Regions from separate parts of the Homo sapiens genome. Here region 2 is linked to region 1. Evidence: read pairs that join two places in POLR2A ChIA-PET (ENCODE). Cell type or tissue: PC-9. All regions are shown on one strand.

Region 1 (2,500 bases):
CTTCTTGCTACATCTTCCCATGGTGCAAGGGACTAACAAGCTCTATCTGGCATCTTTTATAAAGGCTCTAATCCCATTTAGAAGAGCTCCACTTTCAAGACCTAATCACCTCCCAAAAGCCTCATCTCTTAATATGATCACTTTGAAGGTGAAGATTTCAACGTATTAATTTAAGAAGGACACAAACATTCAGACCATAGCATACTCCATAATATCCGATCAGTTACTTAGATCAGCCTCAAGGATATGAATACCAGAAAGTAAGACTCACTGGAGGCCATCTTCTTGGAGCTGGCTACCACATCATCACAACATACAAAGCAATGACATCTGGATTTTTCTTTTCTTTTTTTTTTTTTTTAGACCGAGTCTTGCTCTGTTGCCAGGCTGGAGTGCAGTGGTACGATCTCGGCTCACTGCAACCTCTGCCTCCCGGGTTCAAGCTATTCTCCTGCCTCAGCCTCCTGGGTTGTTGGGACTACAGGCATGTGCCACCACGCCCAGCTAATTTTTTGTATTTTAGTAGTGACGGGGTTTCACCATGTTGGCCAGGATGGTCTCGATCTCCTGACCTCGTGATCCACCCGCCTCAGCCTCCCAAAGTGCTGGGATTACAGGTGTGAGCCACTGCACCCAGCCCTGACATCTGGATTTTTCTAAGCAACTTTTATTTCCTCAAAGTTTTCCTTACTTTGTGCAGTGAGCAGCTGCCATTGAATAGGACACAATATTGGATCTAATTTTCCAACTTCCTCATTAAATATATATATATATACACACACACTATATCTATCTATCTATCTATCATCTATCTATCTATCTATCTATCTATCTATCTATCTATCTATCTATATCTGTCCTATCTGTCTGTCTATCGATAGTTAGATAGACGAATAGAAGAAGTTACTTCAACAAAATACTAGCAGGTAAAGCTGTTCACTTTCCAGCTCCAAGTTAACTTGCCTTTTGAAGAGCTTAAAAGGCTTCGGAGTCAAAGACCATGGGGAAAGGCTCAGATTTCCCATTCTTTTATTGAAATGTCAGAGAGTCAATGTCAAAGATACTGTCTCTAAGTTCCAACCCTTCCCTTCCCAACCATCCTGCCCAAGCCACCTTTGCAGCTTCACATCTCTGTCTTTGTCTTCTCCTCCATCTAGGCCCCAGCTTATAAATCTATGAAGGTGTCCAGGTCCTGCCAGACTCCGCTGCATCTTTTGCTTTCACTCCAGCAGGGTAGCAGCATGCTGCCTGTGCCAAGGCAATCACTAAAAGGAAAGGATTTAATGCTGTCAAAAAAGCTTATGCCAGCTTAGGCTGCAGGAAGAGGAACAGTGTCAAGTATGTTGAAAGTGGACATATTGGTCAGACCTCCATGAGAGCCTAGGGGGCATTGCTTAGCAGCACGCTTTTAAAGGAATCTGAACAAACCAGCATGTGGAAAGAAGAGAGTAACCACAGCAATCAGGAAACAACTGTACAATCTAGGGCCATTTCATTGGAAAAACAGAAGTCTCCAGGGAGCTGCAGTCATCAAACAGGCTTATTCTGTGTACCCAGTGGGCAAGTACAGTCAATGGATGAAAATTCAACCAATGGACAAACACAGGAAGTTTTTCCTTAACATGAGTTGTCAGAAACTGTCCAAAATTCCAAAGAGCTGCCTCAAGGTAGTGGAAATTTTTTTTTTTTTTTAATCAGGAAGGTGCTGAATGAAGCCAGCAAGGATTCTGTGTCAGAGGGTGGTAGATACCCAGGACATAAGGTTGAACCACGTGACCTCTGAGACCACAGTTCTAAGCTGTTGAAACCTCAGTCCCTGCTGAATACTGAAATGGTATTAGCACCCTTTAGTCTACATCAAGAATTCGTTCTACCCAGTTTTGGTGGTACCAAGACTGATCTCTTTCTCATAGATAATTCTTAACAGAATAAAAGCTACAGGTTGAAACCAATTCCCTTTAAAATGTGGACAGTTGACCATCTCCATGATAGGTAGTTAGGCACTGAATTAATGCTTTTTAATGGAAGAGCCACCCTAAGATTCCTGGAGTGTGGTATAATGGAGTACTAAATCAGCATAGGACTAATAACTGCCTCCCGTGTAAACTGGTCTATCCGGAGAGTGGTATAGCCTCTCATACAGTGTTCAAAGGCAGATTTAACTCACTGCAGGTCCACAGCAACCGATAAGATAAACTCGTTGGTTATGGTCTCCCACTTTGCAAAGGAGAGCACAGAGGAAGAGGAAACTGAGATAACTTGGTTTAGGACCCCACAGCTGGCTGGAGCTGGGCTGAACATTAGTTCATTGTTTCTTCGATTAATCTATGCTGCTTTTTCTCTACTTGGCTCCTTTTCTAAATTAAACAAAACAAAACAAAAAACACTGGGCACAGAGTGGTGTATATGTGTGTGAGAGAGAGACAGAGATAGAGAAAGACTAAGCGAAAGAGAAAAGAGAGAGGCTGAGTGAGATTCAGATAAAATAAGGCACAAGTCA
Region 2 (2,500 bases), 130 kb after region 1:
TGGCTGTCGGTGACTTGTGCAGGAATTTAGTTCTGTCGCCATCTCACCGCAAGAAAGAATGTCCTAACTGTCCAGCAGATGCTGGTTGTCCCCACTCGGAGACAATGATGGACTGGGTAATTCTGTAATTGGGCTAGACCTGCTGCCGACCCACTCTCTGGGCCCCATGGCTCAATGTTGGCTAAGGGAGTAGTGGATTCTGCTTCCACCTTAGTGAGGGCCAAAGATGCTGGAGAAGGAGGTAGGTACCAAGAATCATAGAACAAAGGTGCTTATTAGACAAGGAAGAGATTGCTCCACGTGACTCCAGTGGGCTTGGAATGGGCCTGGGTGGCAGCTGAAATGTGACAGATGCCAGGCAAGCTTTCCAGCTTCACAGAGATCTGACTTAGCCTTCCAGCTGATGCACACGCAGGGGAAGCCAGGGCTGTGGCAGGAAAAGGGGCGTTCCCAGGGTGTGGCAACTAGTGCGGCTTGGGGACAGGGCTGTTCACAGCTATGCTGCTTGAGAGAGCAGGGCTCACTGAGCAAGGAGAAGGGCGGTGGCTACAACCAGCCACATTGAAAAGACGCTTGCTTCTCCTAAATCACAAACTTTCCCTCAACACTGGCGGGAAGCTGTTTATATTTCCCAGCAAAAGACTGAGCAGAGTTTAAGATGAACAACAGATTGCAAACTTTCCTTCTCTTTGAGTGGTGATGGAGGTGGGAGGGGATAGAGACGTGTGGAAACACACAGAGATACAGCCATGATGAATCAGTTTGTCTGCGAAGTATTTGACCACACACATTAAACAAATTGGAAATTAGCAGTCAGCTCTAACATCTCTTTATACCCAAGTGACAAAACTCAGACAATTAAGCTTCTGTTTCTCTGACGTTTTAACAGCAGGAAATAAAAATCTAGCAATAATAGACAGCAAATTCCTTCTTTTGTCTGGAGGGCAGGGGAATGGGGAATAAAAATATATCTTGTACCTTCATCATTTAATAGATTTTAGTGGAATTACCAGGCCAGAAAGTATCCTATTACATGGAAAGAAACAGACTGGGTTTCCAGTTTATTACTAACTTAGGGATCGCTGCATGATTTGAGCTGATGTTTTCTTTTTCTTTTTTCTTTCTCCTTTTTTAATGAAAACGAAAGTCCTTTGTGTGCAGTCTCTCTGAACTTTCAGAACAATGTAAGAACTTTAAGAACAATGTTCTTAAGTCACACGATTCCTTCGGGGACACACGAAGCGCACTTCTAAACCCATAATCCTGGGCTATAAAAAGGATCTGGGGCGGGTGATCAAAGGTGAACTGCCCATTTACAACCTCTCTTTCAAGCCCCCTTCCCATCTCCCTGACAGTTTTATAGAAGTCCTTCTCTTTTGCTCCAACCCAGATCAAAGACTTGGATAGAGGGGTCTCCCCACCCTCCTGCCTGGCATGGAAGGAAGGGATTACCCCCGAAATTAGAAACCCCAGTGCAGTGGGCTTACCCTCCTACCTGGGGGATAGGGGGTGAGACCTGGAGCCTCTCTTGTCAATAGGAACAGACCAGGACAAAGATGGGATAAACTCAGGGTGCCCCGCTCTGTTCTGGCAGCAGAGGAGACAAACTTGCTCTCTCTTCCCTTCAGCCTTCAAAAGAGAAATTCTCTGATCTTCTGTGCACAGGTTTTAGTTAACATCTACAAGTTGCTAGGATCATGTTTATGTTATCAGTAAACCTTCCCTTCCCTCCCACCCAAGTAATAGTCCCCATCCAGAGCATCAGAAGCTCCCCCTAAACTCTGAGTCTGAGATATCGGGGAGCTGAGGGAGGCGGGAAGAAGCTGCAAGGTGTGTGGCATCAATTCAGGTCACAGCCTCATCCATTTGTTCATTTGTTCTCAATACGACTCCCTACTTTTGCCTGGACATGCTGGGATCTGCTTAGGACTTGGGGGTGAAGGTACATTTCCTGGGAATACTTATTCGAGGGCTGGAAGTGCCTCAGTCCCCAGAGACTCCCCACCTAGTCCTGAAAGGAGACACCAAGAGTTAGGTAGGAGCAGGAGCACCAGGAAGCCGCCATTACTCTGAGACTCTCCAGGCCTACTTCCCTCTTCTATTCAGCATGGACCCAGCACACTAGTTAGTGCAGACCCTCCATGACAGGGTGTTCACAGAGATGAAACACACAAGCTCTCCAAATCCTGGCATCTTCTCCTTTGAAGGGACTTGAAAAATTATCTAAGACTCTCCCACTGTGGTATAAAAGAATCTTAAACAGAGAAGCAGCACAATCCCAGTTCACCCAGAGTCACCTGCTCAAGCCACATCCTGAAGCCAGATACCCTGACTCAGCAGGACCTCTGCGGCCAGGCGCGGTAGCTCATGCCTGTAATCCCAGCACTTTGGGAGCCCAAGGCAAGCAGATCACGAGGTCAGGAGAACAAAACTTTCCTGGCCAACACGGTGAAACCCCATCTCTACTAAAAATACACAAAAAAATTAGTGAGGTGTGGTG

Evidence for each region. ChIA-PET counts read pairs that join two places held together with the same protein. Peaks named below come from ENCODE experiments on the same cell type or tissue, not always from the same donor. Only the 100,000 strongest peaks of a DNase experiment are listed, where the experiment ranks them.
Region 2: POLR2A ChIA-PET joins it to region 1 with 8 read pairs; 8 of 35 experiments call an interaction of 5 or more read pairs at or near these places.

The regions. Positions count from the first base shown.
Region 1 is chr3:197,301,371-197,303,870 of GRCh38, forward strand. DLG1-AS1 (DLG1 antisense RNA 1) reads left to right here. Exons shown (of 3, transcript NR_038289.1): 3 at 1,158-2,381. Among named protein-coding and RNA genes, the nearest start is that of DLG1, 4.0 kb to the left of the region's middle. In PC-9, no CTCF peak of the experiment used is centred here; a DNase peak (open chromatin) is centred at 1,521; H3K27ac peaks cover 1,524 bases.
Region 2 is chr3:197,427,862-197,430,361 of GRCh38, forward strand. All of the region lies in intron 3 of LOC105374308 (a long non-coding RNA gene), which reads right to left. Among named protein-coding and RNA genes, the nearest start is that of LINC02012, 81 kb to the right of the region's middle. In PC-9, no CTCF peak of the experiment used is centred here; no DNase peak of the experiment used is centred here.